Regions from separate parts of the Homo sapiens genome. Here all the other regions are linked to region 3. Evidence: chromatin loops called from intact Hi-C (ENCODE). Cell type or tissue: GM12878. All regions are shown on one strand.

Region 1 (8,000 bases), 300 kb before region 3:
GCCAGGCGTGGTGGTGCACACCTGTAGTCTCAGCCACTCAGGAGGCTGAGGCAGGAGAGTCGCTTGAACCTGGGAGAAGGAGGCTGCAGTGAGCCGAGATCGTGCCACTGCACTCCAACCTGGGCGACAGAGCAAGGCTCCGTCTCAAACAACAACAACAACAAAAAAGGAATGACAAGAATAAGGTATCTCATATACATTTGTGAGCTGTGAGGATTAAGTGATATAACTCGGTGAAATACTTAGCTCAGAATCTGAGATCTAGAAGATGCTCAATCTGTCTTCATTAACTCATGAACTTTCCCAAATGCAAAGGTCTTAAATGACTTCATTTATTTAATTACAGAACTAATCAAACTAATTTGGAAGATAACATGGCAGAAGACCCCGAGAAAGCACTGCAAAATCACTAAGAAATAAAAGTTCAGGCCAGGTGTGGTGGCTCATGTCTATAATCACAAGGCTTTGGGAGGTTGAGGTGGTAGGACTGCTTGAGGCCAGGAGTTTGAGACCAGCTTGGGCAACAGAGCGAGACCCCTGTCTCTATAAAAAATCAGCAGGCATGGTGGTGCATTGGCATCCTAGCTACTCAGGAGGCTGAGGTGGGAGGACTGCCTGAGCCCAGGAGTTCCAGCCTGCAGTAAGCTATGATTGCACCACTGCACTTTAGCCTGGGTGACAGAGCAAGCCCTTGTCTCTAAAAATAAATAAATATGAATATAACTATAAATATAGATATATATAAACTAAACCACAAAAGTTTCACTCCTTTTGAACCATGAATGCCTACACTCTCCCTTATTAAATGATGTAATCGAGAGGTGATTTTCTTTCTGGGTCATGGCAGATACCACCTGTTTCTAACTATGTGACAGTGACGGGAAGGGACGTGGCCTTACATCTCTGCAGTTAAAACCTCCAATAACACCTAAGGAACTGCCAGGCGTGGTGGCTCACGCCTGTAATCCCAGCACTTTGCGGGGCCGAGGTGGGCAGATCACCTGAGGTCAGGATGTTTGAGACAAGCCTGACCAACATAGTGAAACCCCGTCTCTACTAAAAATACAAAAATTAGCCGGGCTTGGTGGTGCATGCCTGTAATCCCAGCTACTTGGGAGGCTGACGCAGGAGAACTGCTTAAACCCAGGAGGCGGAGGTTGCAGTGAGCCGAGATTGCGCCAATGCACTCTAGCCTGGGCAACAAGATTGAAACTCCATCTCAAAAGAAAAGAAAAGAAAAGAAAAAAAAAACCCTAAGGGACCAAGGAACGGACCAATCACCGAGCTCCCAGCGCCCCACCTCCGGCCCCAGCCTCACCCCTGTGCGCCATGGCGGCCTCCGGACAGATCAGCCCCTTCCCCTGGGCCGACCGGCGCTCCCTGTGAGCCAGCCGTCGTACCTGTAGTTGTGGAACCAGTTGATGACGGTGCTGGTTTTCAGGTTGAGCTGGGTGGCGAGGTCTTCGATGGTTTTTGGTGACGGGTATGGCTTTTGCTGATACGCTCGTTTCAGCGCCTCCTTCTCCTCCGGAGCCAGCACCACCCGGGGTTTCTTCAGCTGGTGCTGGGGCTGGGGGCTGGCGCCCTGGCTGTACTCGGTGCCGACAGAGGGCGGTTCGCAGGGCTGGCTGTCACTGACTGAGCTGTGCCGCCGCTTCATGTAGGCTGCGGAGGAAGAGATGGCAGACTAAGGTCAGGCCCAGCTGGGACAGCAGCCCAAATCCCCAGTCCCGCTAGCGGGACGGCACAGTGCCGGCTTGCAGGACTTTGCATAGAGCATCTCAAAACACTAAGATGAGGCTGGGCATGGTGGCTCATGCCTGTAATCCAAGCACTTTGGGAGGCCGAGGCAGGCAGATCACTTGATGTCAGGAGTTCAAGACCAGCCTGGCCAATATGGTGAAACCCCGTCTCTACTAAAAGTACAAAAATCAGCTGGGCGTGGTGGTACGCACCTGTAATCCCAGCTACTAGGGAGGCTGAGGCAGAATTGCATGAACCTGGGAGGTGGAGGTTGCAGTGAGATGAGATGGTGCCACTGCACTCCAGCCTGAGTAACAGAGCAAGATTCCGTCTCAAACAAAACAAAACAAAACAAAACAAAAGAAACAACGCTAAGATGAGAGCCATTCTGTTACCAGCACATGCTCACCAAGGACCTGCTCTGACGGAATGTCAGGTCCTCACCTGTCCCTGCACAACTTAACAGTTTAGTAGGGGAGGCAGAGAAGTATCCAGAGAGATGTTCCCAGCAGAGTGAAAAGTGGGGTGGGGGTAAGTAAGTGCAAGAGACCATGGGGATACTGAGAAGAGTTCCTCGGCCAGGCCTGGGTGTGGGCGGCAAGCCACCCAGGTACCGAGGCAAGAGACCGAGGACACAAGCTGTTCTAGTATAATAAAATATAAAACAAGAATAGTTACACCAGATATAGATCTTAGATATGATTATATATGAATATCATTAATCATTAGTTTGTAGCAATTACTCTTTATTCCAATATTATAATAATCCTTGCTCTATAACCATAACCTAGGAAAAACCAGGCCATACAGAGATAGGAGATGAGGGGACACAGTGAGGAGTGACCAGAAGACAAGAGTGCGAGCCTTCTGTTATGCCCAGACAGGGCCACCAGAGGACTCCTTGGTCTAGAGGTAACGCCAGCGTCTGGGAAGACGCCCGTTGCCAGGCGGACCGTGGTCTAGCGGTAGCCTCAGTGTCAAGGAAAAACACAGGCTACTTAGCAGACCGGGAAAGGGAGTATCCCGGGAAAGGGAGTATCCCTTTCCCCGGGGGAGTTTAGAGAAGACTCTGCTCCTCCACCTCTTGTGGAGGGCCTGACATTGTCAGGCTTGCCCGCAGTTATCTGGAGGCCTAACCATCTCCCTGTGATGCTGTGCTTCAGTGGTCACGCTCCTAGTCTGCCTTCATGTTCCATCCTGTACACCTGGCTCTGCCTTCTAGATAGCAGTAGCAAATTAGTGAAAGTACTAAAAGTCTCTAATAATGGTGTAGGTTGTTTCTCTCTTTGTCTCCTCTCTCTCTCTGCCTCGGCTGCCAGGCAGGGAAGGGCCCCCTGTCCAGTGGACATGTGACCCACGTGGCCTTACCTATGATTGGAGATGGTTCACTCTCCTTATCCTGCCCCTTTGTCTTGTATCCAATAAATATCAGTGCAGCCTGGCATTTGGGGCCACTACCAGTCTCCACAACTTGGTGGTAGTGGTTCCCCGGGCCCAGCTGCCTTTTATCTCTTTGTCTTGTGTCTTTATTTCTATACTCTCTCGTCTCCACACACGGGGAGAGACCCACAGACCCTGTGGGGCTGGTCCCTACACCTGGGGAGGCAGAAGGGGAAGTTGCCTAGAAGAGATGATGTTTAAACTGAATCCTGAAGGACATCGCCGGGCGTGGTGGCTCTCGCCTATAATCTCTGCACTTTGGGAAGCTGAGATGGGAGGATTGCTCGAGCCTAGGAGTTTGAGACCAGCCTGGAGAACATAGAGAGACCCTGTCTCAAAAAAAATTTAAAAATTAGCCAGTGTGGTGGCGTGCACCTGTAGTCCCAGCTACTCGGGTAGCTGGGATGGGAGGATCACTTGAGCCCAGAACACCGAGGCTGCGTGCACCCGAGTAGCTGGGACGGGAGGATCACTTGAGCCCAGAACACCGAGGCTGCAGCAGTGAGCTATGATTGCATCACTGCCCTCCAGCCTGGGCAACAGAGACCCTGTCTCTAAAAAAATAAAATAAACAGCTTAGGCAAGGGATTTCCTTAATTAACTTGCCATTTTGTCATGAGAACTCAGAAGCAATTGAGAAGGTAAATCTTCCCCATAGAAAACCCAAACAGCGGAGTCAAAGCTGCTGGATCCAGAGAAAGGAGTTGGATTGTCCAACCGTGGGGACTCCCTCCAGTTCCCTCCTAGGGGACAGACGACTGACCAGGGGCTGGCAGGGGGCTGGAGAAGGCCTCTCTAGGGAGCAGCCTTTGTGGCCGGCACCCCCAGGAGTGAAGAGAAGGCCATCGGACCACAGCGGCTTTGGATACTAGGGCACCTTTGGAAAGGTCTGGGCCCCGCAGAAACAGTAATTCATTTGTAACACAAGAGGGCGCCCCGAGCCTGTGCCGAGGGAAAGATGGGAGGCCTGGGAAGCCCTGGAGATGTATTTGCGGGGACTAAGGTCCTTTCCTAAGGGCCCCAGGGTGAGAAACACAGCAGGGAGTTGGGTTGTCAGGGCCTCCTCCCTCCTAAGGGCTGAGGGCTGCCTCCTGGCTAGTGCAGGAAGCTTCACGCTGCTCGGGTGAGGGGATCACGGGAAACTCTGCACAGATCTATTGGGTTCATGACAGCATTTTCTCTACTTTTGTTTATGTTGGAGATTTCCCATAATAAGACATTGAAAAGGCCGGGCGCAGTGGCTCATGCCTGTAATCCCAGCGCTTTGGGAGGCCGAGATGGGAGGACTGCTTGAGGCCAGGAGTTCAAGATCAGCCTGGGCAATATAGCGAGACTTTAAAAAACAAAAAACAAAAAACAAAACGAAAAATAAGTTGAAAACTTTTAGGGGGGCAATGTGGCACCAGGCCTCTGCAGCTTACAGCGCTGCCTGGGGCTGCCCAAGAGGCATGGCCTACCTCAGACCCTTAGACTACAGGCCCAAGGGCAGGCCAGAGCTCGCTAGAGGGGCCCTGAATGGGGCAGAGGCCACCACCTGGGCAGGTCATCAGTGGGCAGCAGCAGTGCCCCTGGGTCATCCCAGGGGGGCAGCTCGCAGCACAGAGGCAGCGGATGTATATTTAAGAGCATCTGCTTTGAAATCTGACAGCCCTGAGTATGAATTCCCGTTCCCTACTGATAGGAGCTATTGAAATCTGCTAGGCTGCATGAAGCACCGAGGTTCGTATTTCCTGGATAAGGACATCTAAGCAGAGTCGTGTGGATGAACAGCAGTCTTAGCGCAGTGCCTGGCAAACAGGGCAGTTCTCAGAAAATAGAAGCCTCTATTATTATAAAGGAACCCCCATAGGGTTCCTGGAGGAGGCACCAGACACTCTCTCTCCTTCAGCAGTCCTTTCCCGGGTTGGGTGAGAACGGCGATGCTTGGCTGGAATTTCTGGGTGAATTAAGAACTGACAGGCCTGGGTTCCATACCCACCCCTGGCTCAGATGTTGTGTGCGCGTGTGTGTGTGTGTGTGTGTGGCGGGGACGGGGGTGGGGTGGGCTGGGGCAGAGCCACTCAAGGGCCTGGGATGCCCATTCTTTTTTTTTTTTTTTTTGAGATGGGGTCTCGCTGTGCCGCCCAGGCTGGAGTGCAGTGGTGTCATCTCTGCTCACTGCAACCTCCTCCTCCCAGGTTCAAGCGATTCTCCTGCCTCAGCCTCCCAAGTAGCTGGGATTACGGGCGTGCGCCACCATGCCTGGCTGATTTTTGTATTTTTCAGTAGAGATGGGGTTTCACTATGTTGCTGAGGCTGGTCTTGAACTCTGAACCTCAAGTGATCCACCTGCCTCGGACTCCCAAAGTGCTGGGATTACAGACATGAGCCACTGTGCCCGGCCCCTGGGATGCCCACTCTTAGTTAAGGTCCTCTGCGTTAGCTGATCAGGGAGGCTGCCGCTTCTTACGGTCAGACCGGCAGCAGCTGGTTCCCAGTCTCTGCCCCTAAGGGATGCAGTTCAGCCGCCCAGTGAGCTCCCAGCACCATAGGTGACCTGAGGACTGAGGGTGCTCGAGGGGCGGACTCACTGGCGAGGACCAGCGCTTAGAAACTGCAAACCAAGAGGCACAGCACACCTGGCTTTAGGCATTTTTCCTATGCTGTAGCCTACAGGCTGCAAGAAGAACATGAATCCACATTCGAGATGACATGTGGGTGCACGTGGGGTTATTCCTCTAGGGAGGCCAAATCCCCAGAGGCTGGGAAATAACAGCAAGAGAGAGATCTGTTGTGGCAGGAGTTTGCTTTGTCACTTTCCAGGCCGGGTGACCTTGGTGGAGGCACCGAACCTCTCTGAACCTCTGTTTCCTGATCTACAAAATGCATTTTTTTTTTTTGAGATAGGGTCATGGTCTGTCACCCAGGCTGGAGTGCGGTGGCTCAATCTCTGTTCACCGCCTGCAGGGTTCAAGCGATTCTTGTGCCTCAGCCTCCCAAGTAGTTGGGATTATAGAGGCGCACGCCACCAAGCTTGGCTATATTTTTTTTTTTTTTTTTTTTTTAGTAGTGAGGGGGTTTTGCCATGTTGGCCAGGCTGGTCTTGAACTCCTGACCTCAAGTGATCCGCCTGCCTCAGCCTCCCAAAGTGCTGAGATTACAGGCGTGAGCCGCCGTGCCCTGCCTACAAAATGCATTTCTTATTTCTCTCTCTGATAACAAAGGAAGGCCTCTAGCCACCTGGTACATGCTCAGTAAATGCTGTGATAGCCCGATCAGCCACCCACACAACACAAAAACCAAATGCAGCGCCCCCAGAGCTGTTTCGCTCTCCTTGGTTAAAAGTGCTCCCAGTGCTAAAAAAATCTTTAGATTCAGGCTGCTGGAGAGAAAAAGTTACACAACTTTCCAGCCCTCTTAGGTACTCATTAGCTGATGACCATCCAAAAATATTTTTGCCCTGTCCTCTGGTCCCTTGGTCATGGGTCAATGTCCCTCATCAGCTGTGTGTGAAAGATTTGAAAGAAACAGCCTGTCTATGAATGCGGACGCAGCCGGCCCGGGCGGGGCAGGGAGACTTACCTTTCTTCTCCATCCGTTTCATGTCCATCAGCTTCTCCACATTGTTGGGGTCGTTCAGCCACAGCTGCATCCGGACGAAGGGCTCTCGTCCTTTCAGACTGAGCTTATGCCAGGGTTTGGGGCGGGCAAGGAGGTCAGAGACAGAGCCTTGGGTGAGCCCTAAGATGGTCTCCCCAAATAAGCGCTGGCCTAGAGAGAAAACAGAAGCAAGACAGGTATTGTCACCGAGAGCCAGGGATCTGAAGGGACAAGTACGTGTCAAGGTTAAAATCAGACACAGGAGTTTAAAGGCTCAGGGTTGGGCTGGTGACATCCTAGCTTACAGCAAACATGTGGTAGAAATATATCTTCAACCAGACTTATAATACTCTCCATTGGCCAGGGAGTTGGCATTGCTCTTGCATTCTCCGTACACACAACCAATGACATTTCTCTTTATTATTATTATTTTTTTGAGATGGAGTCTTGCTCTGTCACCCAGGCTGGAGCGCAGTAGTGTAATCTTGGCTCACTGCAACCTCCGCCTCCCAGGTTCAAGCAATTCTCCTGTCTCAGCCTCCAGAGTACCTGGGACTACAGGTGCTCGCCACCACGCCTGGCTAATTTTTGTATTTTTAGTAGAGACGGGTTTTCGCCATGTTGGCCAGGCTGGTCTTGAACTCCTGACCTCAGGTGATCCACCCCCATCAGCCTCCCAAAGTGCTGGGATTATAGGCATGAGTCACCGCATCTGGCCAGTGACGTTTCTCTTAAGCCTTCAGCCTGGTGCGGTGGCCGGAAGGGCCCTTTGGGAGGCTGAAGCGGGAAGATCATTTGAGCCCAGGGGTTTGAGACCAGCCTGGGCAACACAGTGAGACTCAGTCTCTACAAAAATACACACACAAAAAATTAGCTAGGCGTGGTGGCATGTACCTATAGTTCCAGCTACTTAGGAGGCTGAGATGGGAGGATTGCCTGAGCCCAGGAGGTTGAGACTGCAGTGAGCTATGATTGCACCACTGCACTCCAGCCTGGGCAACAGAGAGAGAGACCGTTGTCTCAAAAAAAAAAAAAAAAAGGAAAAAAAAAAGCCTTCAGGCTTTGTATGTGCTGAGGTCACGCTAACACCTGTGGTGTTTCTCAGAGGCAGTGAAATCTCTAAGCCAGAGCTCAGGAGGCCAAACAGCAAACAGGAGACCTCTCTTGTACAACCTCAAATCAGAGGGCAACCTGCGTCTCCTTCCACAATTAGCAAGGTTATCAGGTCTCGCTGAGAA
Region 2 (8,000 bases), 56 kb before region 3:
CCTCCTGGGTTTAAGCGATTCTCCTGCCTCAGCCTCCCGAGTAGCTGGGATTACAGGCGTGTGCCACCACACCTGGCTAATTTTTGTATTTTTAATAGAGACGGGGTACCATGTTGCCCAGGTAGGTCTCAAACTCCTAACCTCAGGTGATCTGCCCACCTCGGCCTCCCAAACTGCTGGGGATTAGAGGCATGAGCTACTGCCCCTGGCCTCAAATCTTCTTAGTCTAGTTAAAGGTGTGCAAAGCTGGCCAAGAGATTCCAAAGAAATGAATGTCCAAGTAATGCCAGCCAAGGTCTAGGAGAGAAATAACGGTGGCAACTGCAGTATAATGGGGAGAGAATGACAGAAGCTGAGGTCCTCAGGAGATGAAATTGGCAAGACTTGGTAATGTGTGGATGAGGGGAGGGAGATGGAAGAAGGGCTCCCATGTGGCCACTCTTGGGCTTGGCTGGGGTGGCCCACTGGGCACTGTGGCCACTACCGGGGTTAGGGGGCTGGAAGCCTCAATGTGTGGAGACAGATGGGCTCTGGGAGTGCTACGTCTGCAGCATGAATGGCAGCCAGGCAGATGGATACAGAGCTGGACGGGTTTGGGGCTGGGAGGACAGAGAGAGTAACAGGAGCGCTGGGAATGGCCTAGGAGCACCATGAAGGGGAGAAGGGAGTCCAGGATGCCAGGGAAAAGCACAGAGGATGAAGGGGTGGCTCAAACAGCCTGAGAATGTCCCAGTCTGCACCGGGAGGGGCAGGCAGGGATGAGGGCTGACATTAGATGGAAGAGGCTGGGACAGAAGTCAGAGTTAGGGAGAGGAAAAGGCAGCCCTGTCCAACTTGCTCAGAGAGGCTAAGAAACCCGTGGGGGCCACATAGCTAGGCCGTGGAGGTGCTTTTGTTAATCTGCCATACATGTGTAGAGGAAGGACAAATATATGAATGAATGAAAAAATAGCAGTCGCGCAGAGTGCCAGGCACTTTGCTTTATTCCTGCATCAGCAGCTCCGACATACTATGAAATGAAAAGGTAAGTGCTCCCCTGGGAGGCCTGAGCCACCCCCAGAGGATCCTGCATACTCCCACCCCCCATCAGAGCAGCTGCAGCTCTCTCTGACTCCATTTCTCTGATGGTGCGGCTGCTGGAGGCCTGTGGCCATCTCCAGCACGCCTTGTTATCTTATTTATTTATTTATTTATTTATTTTTGAGACGGAGTCACACTCTGTCACCCAGGCTGGAGTGCAATGGTGCAACCTCGGCTCACTGCAACCTCTACCTCCCGGGTTCAAGCGATTCTCCTGCCTCAGCCTCACGAGTAACTAGGATTACTGGTACCCACCACACACCCGGCTAACTTTTGTATTTTTTAGTAGAGACGGGGTTTTGCCATGTTGGTCAGGCTGGTCTTGAACTCCTGACCTAAGGTGATCCTCCTGCTTTGGCCTCTCAAAGTGCTGGGATTACAGGCATGAACCACAACGCCTGGCCCAAGCCCTTCTTTTTATAAAGGCAAAGAGTGGACCCTCCCGCCCAGGCCACCTAGTCGGCCACCCAGAGCTAGGCATGACCAGCAGCAGAATGACCAGGGCCCCCTCGGGGTGGCCAGAGGCTCCCTAAGTCTGGAGACTGTGTCACAGACGTATTATTCCCTATTGCAAATGGAACTAGATTGTTGTCTAATAGCAGGTAATTACCATGAACAACAATAAAAAAACTCCAAATAATCCGGCGGGGCGGGGGTTGGAGGGGGGCGGCGGGGGCGGAAATCAAAGCTCTGGTGGCCTCACACCCCAAATTGCACCCCTGCTAACAGTATGGCACATCATCTTCCAGAAGCCACCACAATGGCCAGACTTCTGCTCACTGGTACCTGAGCTTCTCTAACCAAACTGAAATAAGATCTAAATCAGTATCACCCTCTGGGTAATACGGCTGATTGGGAAGGATGTTTTTCTTTATCTTACAAACATGTACTGACCCCTCCCCCACCCAACTTGCTGGGCATGGGGCACGTAGGGTGTGGCCCAGGACTTGGGAGCTCCATCACCCACGGGTGGGCATCTGTGGTGAGGTAACAGTCTCGTTAGCTGACACCTCCCTTCTATGCACACCAGTCTCCCCAATCAAAAAAGAAACAGAGTGGAGTTTAAGTTGGCCACTTTCAACCTTTTTTTGTAGTTTTAACTGCAGAAGGCCATTTTCAAATAAAATTTTACAGGGATGCACAATACTGCTGAGCAGGTAAAAACAGGGTCGCACTGGTTGAAGATGGGAGGGGGTGGGTTTTAGGTTGCCCCCCAACCCCGTCCCACTTTCCCCTGTGCTTTAAGGAGCTCAGTAGGAAAGCTCTGGCTAGAAGAAGTGCACCCCCCTCCAAGCCTCTTTCTACCCTGACTTTCTGTGACTGTAGCCACACTTACCTGATTATACAGTCCACAACTCTAAGATGTGACCTTGGCCACTTGGCCCATGTAAACAAAGTCTAGATTAACCTACTGATACATATTTTTGAAACGGAATCTCACTATGTTGCCCAAGTTGGTCTCGGACTCCTGGGCTCAAGAGATGCTCCTGCCTCCCCCAAGGAGCTGGGACTCCAGGCATGTGCCACCATGCCCTGCTAATTTTTTATTTTTTGTAGAGATGAGGTCTTGCTATGTTGCCCAGACTGGTCTTGAACTCCTGAACTCAAGTGATCCTCCAGCCTCCTGAGTGGCTGGGACTATAGGTGTGTGCATGGTGCCTGGCTACTAACTGATTTTTTTTTTTTTTTTTTTGAGATGAAGTCTCACTCTGTTCCCCAGGCTGAAGTGCAGTGGCGCGATCTCAGCTCACTGCAACCTCTGCCTCCCGGGTTCAAGTGATTCTCCTGCCTCAGCCTCCCGAGTAGCTGGGATTACAGGTGCACACCACCACGTCCAGCTAATTTTGGTATTTTTAGTAGAGACAGGGTTTGGCCATATTGGCCAGGTGGGTCTGGAACTCCTGACCTCAAGTGATCCACCCCCCTCGGTCACCCAAAGTGCTGTGATTACAGGCATGAGCCACCACACCCGGCCCCAACTGATATTTTTAAAAGAAGCAGACATCACAGAAATAAAAATCCAATACATAGGCTAGATGGCTATGAATTCTAGCGGAAGTTGGTCAACAAAACAGAGACATGACTTGAATCCCATAAAGATACACACACACATCTGCTACGCGCCCTGGCTTCTCTTGCCCACATTTTAGCTGGTGTCCCAGAACTCATCCGCTATGCTGCCCACGACGGTGGTGGTGTAGGGGGACCTACAAAGCTTCGTTTCAAACACTGCTTGTGTTTTGACAGCCTTTTTCTTTTTTACGGTATTTTTAAAGAAGTGAAACTAGAAGTACTGGATCTCATAAGCCACCCGGGGGAAGCGTTCCCCTTCTGAACCTGTGGGTGCGGGGCTAGGGACAGATGCTGCCTCAGTAGCAGCACCTAGCTGACCTGACAAGCCACCTGTATCTATGGGCGCTGGTTCAAATCCCAGGGGAGGTTTAAAAAGCGTTGATGAGACTCCGTAAAGATGCGGAAATACATATCTGAGAGGAAAAGAGCATTTCAAAACCCTCCTGTGGCTTTTATCCTATGGCACTTTACCCCCAGGGACCTGAGCGGCGCTGTGAGTTGCAGGTGCAAAGGGCTCAGAGCCAGGGGAGAATCACAGAAGACACAGAGCCCAGCAGTCCTCCCTGACCACGGAAGGGGATGTAGGAGAACCCTGGGCTCATGGCACTGACATTTAGCAGCCACTGTATGTTTTGGTCTTGTCTCAAGAGTGTTTTCCCCATTTATCCCATGTACTTTTTTGTTTTAAAGAGATGGGGTCTGGGCCAGGCGCGGTGACTCACACCTGTAATCCCAGCACTTTGGGAGGCCGAGGTGGGAGCGTCACTTGAAGTCAGGAGTTCACGATCAGCCTGGCCAACATGGTGAAACCCCATCTCTACTAAAAATACAGAAATTAGCCAGACATGGTGGTGGGCACTTGTAATCCCAGCTACTTGGGAGGCTGAGGCAGGAGAATCGCTTGAACCCAGGAGGCGGAGGTTGCAGTGAACCAAGATCTCACCACTGCACTCCAGCCTGGGTGAGATTCCATCTCAAAAAAACAAAACAAACAAACAAACAAACAAACAAACAAAAGAGATGGGGTCTGGCTCTGTTGCCCAGTCTGGAATGCAGTGGCACAATCATAGCTCACTACTGCCTTGAACTCCAGGGCTCAAGCAATCCTTTTGCCTCAGCTTCCCAAATAACTTCATCTACGGGGACTACCACGCCCAGCTAATTTAAACCTTTTTTTTTTCCTTAAGAGATGGGGTCTTACCATGTTGTCCAGGCTGGTCTCAAAATCCCGGGTTCAAGAGATCATCTTGCCTCTGCCTCTCAAGTAGCTGGAATTACAGGTGTGAGCCACTGCACCCGCCCATGCCTCTTATTTGCATGCAGATGCTATTCTGACATGAAACCTTTCACTCAAATATTTCTCTACAATGGAGTCTCTCCACAGTCGGGCCATGGCTCCACTGTGGTGAGGCTATCAATTCATTTAAAGTGGTTTCCCACAGCAAAAGCTGCACCTGCGTGCAAGCGATGCCCACACCGAGCGTGTACGGACAGACTTTGAGTGTCTTCTATCAGGCGGGTTCCTGCTCCAGGCCCACCTTGTCCATGAGGCTAACCCAGGGCTGACCTTAGCATGTGCCCACTCTTCTGTACACCCAGAATCCAAGGGGTGGGAAGGACGGGGGTAGGAGCAGGAAATAAGTGTGTGGCCCAGCTGGAGGAGATGGTGTTGGGGTCAGAACACCTGTACCACCTTCAAAATTCCCCCAAACTCCCTGCAAAAGCCCCGGTGAGAATCTCACCAGTCTCAGCTTCCATCCAATGACAGGGCTGAGCTCTCCACCTCCATGGTGTCTTCGAGCTCTTAAATGCCAGGGCCTTACATTAAAATTCACACCAGAGCACAGTGAAGCAACAGAACGCTCCACTCGGGTTTGAATTTGGGCTCCGGGACCTTCCATGGGGGCTTACAGACTTTCCTAACATTTCCCATCTGAGAAATCCAGGGATTATTAACCTACCCCAGCAGGATGCTAGAGGCTGAGATGAAATCACGGCTGGCCAGTGCGGCACGCCGAGCCTCGGCACACGGTCAGCCACGCCTGCTATTTCGATTGTTATCACTGGTCGGCGCAGACATCGTTCCAGGCGAGGTGCCATTGGGGACACGTGGAACCAGATACCACCTGAGGTCTCCGGTTCTGCAGCTGGGTGGAGGACGGAGGCCTGCATGCTACAGAGTCGGGCAGGATGAGGTGACGTCGGTGCTGGGGGAATAGGAAGGAAGGGGGCTGAGGGCTGGGAAGGTTCATGGAGGGGCAGGCCCCTGAGCCGAGCCTTGGAGGAGGAGCAGAATCTGATGGAATGAGGAAGCCTTGCTTCCAGTAGGAAATCTGAGTGTCCTTCCCCTACAAATATTATTATTATTATTATTATTTTTTTTTTGAGACAGGATCTCACCCTGTTTCCCAGGCTGGAATGGCACGATTATAGCTTACTGCAGCCTCAACCTCCAGGACTGAAGCAATCCTCCTGCCTTGGCCTTCCGAGTAGCTGGGACCACAGGTGCATGCCACCACACTTGGCTAAATTTTATTTTTTTGTAGAGATGGAATCTCATTATGCTGCCGAGGCTGGCTCAAACTCCTGGCCTCAAGCAATCCTCCTGTCTTGGCCTCCCAAAGTGCTGAGATAACAGGTATGAACCACCGCGCCCAGCCCCTGGTATCCCGACGCAGGACTCTGTCGCAAGGAACCTGGGAGGCCACATCAAGGTATGGAGGCCTCTTTCCAAATGCCTGGAAAGCTGGAAGATCCCTGAGGACAATGGTGACAGGAGAGGCGAGGACATACCCCAGAGAAGGCAGAGGTGGAAAGGCAGCCCAGGGCTGTGGAATCGGACCTGGAGGGAAAGGAGGAGCAGGGAGACACACAGGAGAGCCTGGGGACACAGATCTGTGGCAGGAGGTGAAGAGGAAGAGCTGGCGCAGAAGCACCCGAGAGGCCCACAGCCCATGAAGTGTTTTCAGGAGAGTTAAGACCCACCATGGAGTGGGCGCCACAGTTAAGCCTGGAGGTTTTGCAGCCAGGAGGGGTTCTGTCTGGGTTTCTTGCCTCCCACCCCAGCCTCCAAAGTGGGTTGACACCAGCTCTGAGCTGTCAGCTGCAGACACTTATCAGACACCGGGGCTGACTCACGGAGAACAGCTTCTTCTTCTTTTTTTTTTTGAAACAGATTCTCGCTCTGTTGCCCAGGCTGGAGTGCAGTGCGTGATCTCAGCTCACTGCAACCTCTGCCTCCCGGGTTCAAGTGATTCTCCTGCCTCAGTCTCCCAAGTAGCTGGGATTACAGGCATGCGCCACCACGCCCAGCTAATTTTTCTATTTTTAGTAGAGACGAGGTTTCCCCATGTTGGCCAGGCTGGTCTCGAACTCCTGACCTCAAGTGATCCACCTGCCTCGGCCTCCCAAAGTGCTGAGATTACAGGCATGAGCCAGCAGCCCAGCCTGAAAAAACGCTTCTTACACCAACAGAGTCAGCTTTCTCTGAACTTGGCTGTTTTTGTCAAGAGTTCGTTTAGACTTTCTTCTAGGATGAAAAATCATGTGTATTTGTTTTACATCTAAGTAAGGAGTAATATGGAGTCAGACCAATTCCATTCATTTGCCGTTTCCTGTAAGATCAGCACTCTGATGTCCCTGGTGCAGTCCTCCCTCGGATGACCAAGGGCCCTCAGGCACGTGCCCTGCGCCAGGACACCGCAGCGGCCGGGAAAGGCAATGTCCCCGCCCTTGCTTCTAATGTGGAAGACAGAAGATGGAGAACAGGCGGTGAGTCAGCAGGCTTATAAGGGACCCCGGGGGTATCCCCTGTCCCACGGAGTCACCGGGGTCAAGGTTCCCCCAATAGTCAACTCATCAAATGTCTTTTGAATAAAAAAGAAATTCAAAAACTTTGAAACATGACCCTAGTCTGAAACAGACTTCAAAGCAAGCAGTGCTCCAGGACTCACCATTTCTTCCGCTTGAACCTATGAGAAGCTGAGTCACTGTCGCCAACCCATTACCGTGGAAGTATCTGAGCCGTGAGTGAGCAGCGGTCCATATGCACCCCTTTCCCGTAGCTTGGGGAGTTCCACATTAGGACAAGAGGAGCGCCTCTGTTTACCGTCGTGGCTCACGCACGGACTTCTGTGCAAGCATTTGCCCCACACTCATTCATCGATGATGTGCTGGGCACTGTGTCGGGATGCGGGAGTGAATCGAAAGCAAACAGATGACTGCAACTCTACCCATGGGCTACCCATGCAGGTGCCTCATTCCAAGACGGACGAGGTCAGAGCTCCAGGTGGCAAGGCCTGAGCTGAGGCACAGGGAGGGAGGAAGCACGGTGGGACAGGGGTGGCAGGAGCAGACTGGGGCACAGGAGGAGCCCAGAGAGGTGGCCCTGGTGTTCCAGGGAGGTGAGCGAGGCAGGAGCACAGGCTAGGACCACATCCCCACGGCTTCCAGGGCAGGAGCTGGCTTGTCCTTCAGGCCACAGGGAGCCACTGAAGGACCCTGCAGCAGGGCCCTGACAGCATCAGCTCTGAGTTGGAGAAGGAACATTCTAGAGCTCTACAGTCTCACATTACAGAGGAGAAAGACTCTGCTCTGGTAGGGTCCGGAGTTGGGCCCTGGTCTCCTTATGCCAACTCAATGGTCCTTACGGTCCATTTCCTCTCGTCTCCAAACCACCACCAGTTAACACTTGGTTCTGTGCGAGAGCTGGAAGACAAGCCGAGGGAGGGCATGCCTCCAGGCAGCAGAGCCCACGGGAAAAGGGCTCAGAGCTCATCCCCATTCCTTTACAGAGGCTCTGTCACTCACCAACACAGCGATGGGCCTGGGGAGCCTGCAACCCTCAT
Region 3 (8,000 bases):
ACCAACCTGGGCAACATAGCGAGACCCTGTCTCTGCAAAAAATTAGCTGGGTGTGGTGGCACACGCCTGTGGTCCCAGCTACCCAGCAGACTGAGATGGAAGGATCGCTTGAACCTGGGAGGTTGAGGCTGCAGTGAGCTGTGATCACGTCACTGCATTCCAGCCTGAGTGACAGAGTGAGACTGTCTCAAAAAAAAAAAAAAATACACACACCAAAAAACATGGATATCAACCTTTTGTACTGACTGATATCATTAAGGCCTCATAAGCAGCTAGATCCAAATATTTACTGTCATCTGTAATTCAATTATTCACCCTTCTCCTGGCTTTTCTGTGAGGAGGGAAGGGCAAGAGTGTGGGTAGAACAGATGAGTTAACAGAATCTTCTCAACGTTAAAGACTGTCTACTTTGATTTATAAAAATCTTTGGTGTCTGCTGAACTCACATTTGCTAGAAAATGCTGGTGGTGAAGTGAGTAAGCAGAAATCTACTAATATTTATATCATTAGGCTGGGCGCGGTGGCTCTCGCCTGTAATCCCAGCACTTTGGGAGGCCAAGGCGGGTGGATCACTTGAGCTCAGGAGTTCGAGACCACCCTGGCCAACATGATGAAACCCCGTCTCTACTAAAAATACAAAAAAATTAGCTGGGCATGGTGGCACGTACCTGTAGTCCCAGCTACTCGGGAGGCTAAGGCAGGAGAATTGCTTGAACCTGGGAGGCAGGGGTTGCAATGGGCCAAGATCGTGCTACTGCACTGCAGCCTGGGAGACAGAGCGAGACTCTGTCTCAATTAAAAAAAAAAAAAAAGACTTGATTTTGATTTATCCCTTTTCCCTCATTCTGAAGGCCCCCCACAACCTCCTCACACCCCACTTCCAGGGACTCGGACATGTGAATAACCCTGGCCTATGCCAAAGCTTGGGCGATCTTTGCTCAGAAATAATCCTATGGCCACCAGGTTCTGCCTCTATCTCTGTCATGTGCTATGATGACCTGGAGATGGCTTTTAGGTCTAAACATTGATGCTAAGATTCATTTCCACCACCTGAGCCCCTCCAGGAGCTAATGTCTTTCACAGGGGGAGGAGCTGGGGGCTGGGGTGCTGACATCCCGGTACAGGGTCTTCAGGGGGCCACGCAGCACACACTCCCCAGGCATCTACTTTGTGACAGAGACAGAGACATGCAAACACAGTCCCGGCAGGGGACACATCCTCAATCAGCATCTGGAGGAAGGGACACAGAGGGAGGCCATGGGAGGGGGCCCAAACTGGCCTCAGAGTAAGCATTCCAGGAGCTGGTTCTAAATGCAAGTCCCCAGGCCCTTCCCCGGTGACTGTGTCTCACTAAGTCTAGGGTGGGGCCCAGGGACAGTATTTTTAACAAGCATACACACACACCCAGGAGGTTTTTATGATTAGCCATGTTAGGAAAACGCTGACACGGGGGAGCTCCTGCGTGCCTGGAAACGAAGCTGCTTGCTTAACCATTATGGTTCTGAGAGCTGGGAACCCTGATTGCATGATCTCCACCTAGCCGGTCCCACGTGGCCAGGGCAGAAAGCAAAACCCCAAAGCGAGGAGGCCGGTGGGGATGGCAGGGCTGGCGCCTGGGCAGTTTCCTCCGCTGGCCCCCTGCCACCCTCCGCACAAACACAGCCCGGCTGCCGCCTCCAATCCAGACCACCCACGGCAGCCGGGCATGATGGTCGCCGGGCTTTCCTCTCTTCTGTCCCCTGCACTTAGCCCCCGCTCACCCTTGAAGGATAACCTTTTCTCCTATGTATCCGGGAAAACTCCCAGGGGATCCTGCCCTAACTTCCTCCCCGGGGTTCCCATCTCCCTGAGTTCCCTCCTGTCTGCTCGCCAGCCCGAGTGCCGGATCCCATCTCCTCCCAAACTCTGTGACCTTCATCTCGCTCTGGAAATGACGTTCGTGCCTCTCTTGGAATGCTCTCTTTCTCCCCACCCCCGTCACACCTGAAAACAAGCTTGGGGCTCCCCCTTGTCAGGATGGGGAAGTCCATACCTTAACCTGGTCCATCTACAGATGTACCCGCCCTCCTCCCTCCTCCCTCCTCCCATCCTTCTCAGCCAAGTGCTTTCAAAACCCACTGTCTCTATGCCCCAGTTCCACAGTCAGAATCCTCCACCTGCATCTCCTTGACAGTGTTTTCCTGCCCTGTAGTTTAACATCTGTCTCCACTAGAATGTAAGCACCGCGAGGGCAGGGACCTTGGCCTTCTGCTCACTGCTGCAGCCTCAGGGCCTGCAACTGCCTGGCACACAGCTGGTCCACAACAGATCGTTGTTGAATAAGACATAACCACCGCTTCCTTGTTTTAAGAGCGTGTTTCTCGCAGAGTCCTCTAAAACAGTGTCTCAGCTGTTCCGGCTCCACCTCTGTCCCCAAACGTCCATCTGCTGCCAGGCTGTAGAGTGTAACTTCGGCTGGAAATGTGAGCCTGGCCATGTGACTCCCAAGTGTGCACCCTCTGACACTTGGCAAAGCCTCAGACAGAGTGAAGTCCAAGCTTCACTTGGCCTGAGCCCCAGCATCGTGTGCTGTCCCCAACACCACCCCAGCCTCCTCACGCCTCGTGACAGCCCCACACCATTGCCACACCAGGTCCGGGTTCCTACACATCCCCAGAGCCCTGTCTCTAGCTCCAAACATCTGCTGGGTGCTGCCCTCCCAAGAGTTTCATTTACTACTTTAGAACAAAATGGTGGATACCATGCCAACCTCCCCAGCTGGGCCAGGAGTGCCCGGAGAAGTGCAGGGCACCCACAGCAGATGTGCCAGCATGTCCGATGGCAGGACACAGAGCTGGGAAAGCGTGGACGGAGCCAGGCCTTGTCCATTCATGAATGGCAGTCTCTTTCACTCACGTCCGTGTGAAAAGACCACCAAACAGGCTTTGTGTGAGCAATAAAGCTGTTTATTTCACCTGGGTGCAGGTGGGCTGAGTCTGAAAAGAGAGTCAGCGAAGGGAGAAAGGGGTGGGGCCGTTTTATAGGATTTGGGTAGGTAAAGGAAAATTACAGTCAAAAGGGGTTTGTTCTCTGGCGGGCAGAGTGGGGGTCACAAGGTGCTCAGTAGGGGAGCTTTTGAGCCAGGATGAGCCAGGAGAAGGAATTTCACAAGATAATGTCATCAGTTAAGGCAGGAACAGGCCATTTTCACTTCTTTTGTGGTGGAATGTCATCAGTAAAGGCAGGAACCGGCCATCTGGATGTGTACGTGCAGGTCACAGGGGATATGATGGCTTAGCTTGGGCTCAGAGGCCTGACAGTCTCCAAGTCGGATCTGTCCCAGCAGCTGTCTCACAGATCCCCTCCATCCACTCCTATACGTGGACCCTTCCTCCTCCTGCTCCTCACCCCGGGCAATGCTGTTTTCACCTCTACTCCTAGAGAACACGGCAAACCCAACTGTACTTTGGCCAGAACAGACTTGAAAAAAACCCGAAAGTTTACTTTGGAAGGGAGTTAATAATAAAGGCTGGAAGGCATCTTCAAGGCGATAAACACCTCCTTTTTCCCTTCTCCCAGCCTTGGCATGGCACTGTCCCCGGGGGAAGCGCTTTCTGGGACACAAAACTGAAAGCCTCATGACAAGAGCCAGGGAGCCCAGAAACTGGGAAGGAGGAAGAGGACAGGACGTGGACGGAGCGGGCAACTTCATGAAGAGCCATAAAATGTGTTTCTCGTCTACCAAAAGCTGCAAAACCCTTTCTTTAACTCATGAGAGGCTCGGGGCTGAGAGCTGGGCTTTTAAAAGTCAGATTCGTGAAACCCTGAACATTGCCAAGAAGAAGGAACAATAATTCCTCCACCTCAAAGTTTCTAGAAACAAACACAGAAATAGAAGAGGCACTTCTTTGAATCCAAACTAAATTATTCTGTTAAGTATTGAAGGTTGTCAGAGAGATACAACCAGAATAAACATCTCTGATAATGGGAGCGCATTATAGTGAAAAGGTGGCAACTTTTTAAAACATCGACTATGCTATCTCTAAAATAAACAAAAAGAAGACAAAATTCTCATGACTTTTAGGCTCTAATTTAGGTAGAAAGGAAGTCAGAGAGAGATTTTCAAATTTATACTGTACAACTTGACCTTTAGATCATCGTTACAGTGTGATGAATTCTGAATTTCTGTTCACAAACCTCCTGACAACTGTATTAAGGTTCCATAGGATAGAAACAACTTCTCTTCTGATTAACCACAGGGATTTCAACAGGCTGTGATACACATTTAACATGGAAAACATTATTAGCCAGCTGATGGGGGTGAGGGGAAGAGAAAATGATCAAACAAAGCAAACTTCCTCAGCACGCCATACATGGTCTTTCCGGCTTTTAAAATATCCAAACATCGCTTTTTAAACTTTGATGATAGAAAACAGAAAGAACTTTTTTTTTCATCATTTCAAAGGAAAGCGCTACAAGTTTTTCTAAATTAGGGCTAAAAGACAGAATGGCTATTTTTAAATGTCTGGTTAAAAATTAGAAAGTCTCAAAGGTAAGCCACAAGTATGCGAACAAACCAAGAACACTGCTATTTCTGTTCAAGTACCAAAGACTGCAGTAAATGAATGAATGTATTCATCTTCACTTTATGATCAAAACGGTCAACGGGAGGTAAGAAATCGAAAACCTACTAAAACAGAAATGTTTATTTCCTATACAACATGACACCTACTGAAAATTCTGTAGAAATTCATCTGATCTTAATAGTAGAAGCATTTTCTTCGGCCAGTTCTAATTTTGAAAAAAAGAAAGAAAAGCTATAATAAAGTCCATTAAGAAATCTTAATCTCCATTAAGACAATGAATAATGTGAGAATATGGACTTAATAGTGTTTGTCTAGGAAAAAGGTAAATAGCTAGCTCTGAATTCTTTTTTAAAAATCTAATTCTTTTTTGTTGTTGTTGTTAAAAAAGGAAAATGTCCACTTAGTATAAATACTAACAAAGGCTCTGTATTTTTTTTAAACTCCTCCAAATCCCTGGAATAATGCCTGCCAACTAAAACACCTACTATGAATTTAGTAATGGGTTATGCAAACATAAATTATAAGGCCAGACATTTTAAAAGGAAAAAAAAAAGGTGATTTATCGAGGCACTGGAGACACGGTAGGAGAGAAGCAATATTTCAATTTTCCACATATTCCTCAACACTACATGTGTTCATGCAAAAAGAATTTTAAAATAAAAATGACTCTCGGCTCTTCTGGTTCTAATCAGTTCATTTACTTGAAAAGGGTTATCAACGAATTCATTTCCCACACTTATAATTGAGAAAATTAATATAAAGCCAAACATTTTATCAAGTTTCAAGTATGAATGAAAAGCGTGTCTCACGATCTGGTTTCAGTAAAAAGAAAAATACAAATATCACCTCTCCTTAGAGTGGCAAAAAGAGTTAAACCACATGTTCTGTTCTTAAATTATTAGCCCTAGAACCTACCCTGATCCTGTTTTTTACTTTAATTTCTTTATTTCTATTCACACATCACTTTTCCTTGTCTCAATTCACTGTTAAGTGAAACAGTATTTTTTCTTGATGGCGGCAAAGCAATCATTTAAATACGTATGAAATACCTTTCGTGGGTTGTTGATTTATAAACAAAATAAATGAAAATATACTTGTCTGCAGCTTTTAATTCAAGGAAACAGAAGCTATCACCTTTCCCCGAGCACACATCAACCAGGCCGAAATCTTCATTTTTCTTCACTTTGCCAGTGGCTGATGGTTTCACAAATGGTCATCTTCAAAAGCACATGTAACTGAACGAGCTGATCTCAAGAAAAGGCTTGAAAATGCTGCGCTCGTAAGCGATGCACGTTTTAAAATGCAAAAGTGCAAAAGAACATCTCTGCGCGTATTCCTGGTGCTGTGAATTCCTCCCTGGAGAAGGCTAATTTGAACACACACGCTTGCATGCGATATGGGTTCCTGGCACTTTGATTATGTGAACACACCTGACCCCAGGGAAATAGGCTGACGCCGGCCCCATATTTCAGACAAACCAAACAGCCAATAGACAGTAATGGCTTTAAGCTACTGATGGCCCGGGCCAAAAATGAAGCCGCACTTAATCTTCTGAAGGAAACTGTCAATGTTAGGAGGCCCAGGGCCGACATTTCCCTCGATCTTAATCACAGCCACCTATGATAACAGAGTGAGGTTTATTTTTATGCCTGGCTCCAGACACAATGATCAATCCTTCAATTTTGACGATTTTGTATCCCACACAATGAACCAGAGTAAGTGAAGTCCATGTAGGTAGTTTCCGTGGATCCCTCAAGTAAAATATAGAGAATGAAATTCACCTATGAATGAAATCTAAAACAATCAATCAAAACTTGAAAATGCCTTCTAAAGCCTCTCCAAATCTACAAATTTAATGAGATTCCAATAAAAGCCAATTTAAAATTTCCATCTAAAAAATAAGAATTCCTGAGGGGTACGGTAGCTCACACCTATAATCCCAGCACTTTGGGAGGGACTGAGCCCAGGAGTTTGAGACCAGCGTGCGTAACATAGTGAGAACCCCTCCCTACAACAAATACAAAAATCAGTCAGACACCATGGTGCATGCCTGTAGCCCCAGCTACTTGGGAGGCTGAAGTGAGGATCGCTTGAGCCCGGAAGGCAGAGGTTGCAGTGAGCTGAGATTGTGCCATTGCACTCCAGCCTGGGCGACAGAGTGAGACTCTGTCTCAAAAAAAACCTTCAGGCAGCTTTGCCACCTGTGGGCCTAGGCAAGTTACTCCTCCTCTCTGGGCCTCAGTTTCCCTCTCTTTGAAACAGAAATAAACACTGTACCTGTTTCGTAGGGATCCTGTGAGTGTTAAGTTAGTTAAATGCCTTTCCAGTGTTTAGAATAGTACTGGATATGCAGTAAGTGCTCACTAAATATCAGCTGCCATTATAAGCTACGACGGCTGTGTCCCTGAAGTTACTGAGCCCTCACAACAGTCTTCCTGGTTTACCCCATTCCACACACAATGGGACTGCCAGGAATATTTGCTGCACACATGAATGAATTCTGGGTAGGAAAACTCCAAGAGGCAGAGGAGGTGATGCCTTTTAAGAAGAAAGGGATGTGCCTAAGTCTTGGGCCCACAGGTAAGATCAATAGGAATAAGGACACCTATGGAAAAGGGACGAGTCTCTTGTTGCAAAATGTGTGGCTCTCAGCCACACAGAACCTCGGAGTCTCGCTCTGAAATCCAGGCTGGAGTGCAGTGGCGTGATCTCGGCTCACTGCAATCTCCGCCTCCCAGGTTCAAGTGATTCTCCGTCTCAGCCTCCTGAATAGCTGAGATTACAGGTGCACTCCACCACACCCGGCTAATTTTTGTATTTTTAGTAGAGACGGGGTTTCGCCATGTTGGCCAGGCTGGTCTCGAACTCCCAGCCTCAAGTGACCCGTCCGCCTCAGCCTCCCAAAGTGCTGGGATTACAGGCATGAGCCACCATGCTCAGCACCAACACCTCCTTTCTTAGACTGAACAACAGAGAGGTCATGGCTTGCTCAGATCTTGCATTCATTAAGTGGCCAAGTCAGAATCACAATCTAAGCTTCCAGATCCAATTATATACTCCTTTAAGGACACCAACTATATAACACAACATCTTCTTAAAATAAAGGGCCACAAACAAAATTACAAGACTCTGCATAACAGGCCAGTCATGCTCCTCGTAAACTCACTTTTATGCCACTCACATTTGCAAGTTAAAATGAAAAGCCAATGTTAGTCAATAACATGCTCAGTGACTAGTCCCACCCACACCACACGCGCTCCATCCCCCTAGCCAAAGAAAGAAGAAAACGAAGACAGCAAGTATCAGAGTTAGCATGGCTTGGTATCCAATTGTCATTTTCTTGACTGACATAATCTCAAAGTGGAAGGGGAGATTTTCCCACGCTTTGGCTTATAATCAATTCCGTAAGTTAAGAAGGCTTTCACAGGCCAATGG

What was found. Hi-C counts contacts between places; a loop is a spot of excess contacts. Peaks named below come from ENCODE experiments on the same cell type or tissue, not always from the same donor. Only the 100,000 strongest peaks of a DNase experiment are listed, where the experiment ranks them.
Region 1: it touches region 3 in a loop (3.0-fold over the local background); 4 of 110 quality-filtered maps call a loop at or near these places.
Region 2: a loop joins it to region 3, with 4 times the contacts of the local background. A loop is called at or near these places in 3 of 110 quality-filtered maps.

The regions. Positions count from the first base shown.
Region 1 is chr7:102,232,985-102,240,984 of GRCh38, reverse strand. It overlaps CUX1 (cut like homeobox 1), which reads right to left. Exons shown (of 24, transcript NM_181552.4): 22 at 6,745-6,933; 23 at 1,401-1,665. It overlaps LOC124901711 (a long non-coding RNA gene), which reads left to right. Exons shown (of 3, transcript XR_007060458.1): 3 at 347-433. Among named protein-coding and RNA genes, the nearest start is that of SH2B2, 50 kb to the left of the region's middle. RefSeq lists a silencer at 855-924. In GM12878, a CTCF peak has its summit at 4,112 (motif pointing right); a DNase peak (open chromatin) is centred at 814.
Region 2 is chr7:101,986,532-101,994,531 of GRCh38, reverse strand. All of the region lies in intron 2 of CUX1 (cut like homeobox 1), which reads right to left. Among named protein-coding and RNA genes, the nearest start is that of CUX1, 170 kb to the right of the region's middle. RefSeq lists enhancers at 3,246-3,305, 4,845-4,894, 4,790-5,599, 6,389-7,588 and a silencer at 6,149-6,443. In GM12878, a CTCF peak has its summit at 3,393 (motif pointing right); DNase peaks (open chromatin) are centred at 3,401 and 4,530; H3K4me3 peaks cover 2,423 bases; H3K27ac peaks cover 4,769 bases.
Region 3 is chr7:101,930,322-101,938,321 of GRCh38, reverse strand. The region is part of intron 2 of CUX1 (cut like homeobox 1); the gene reads right to left. Among named protein-coding and RNA genes, the nearest start is that of CUX1, 120 kb to the right of the region's middle. RefSeq lists enhancers at 1,198-1,769, 1,770-2,341, 2,257-2,396, 2,342-2,913, 2,914-3,485. In GM12878, no CTCF peak of the experiment used is centred here; a DNase peak (open chromatin) is centred at 4,381; H3K4me3 peaks cover 1,218 bases; H3K27ac peaks cover 288 bases.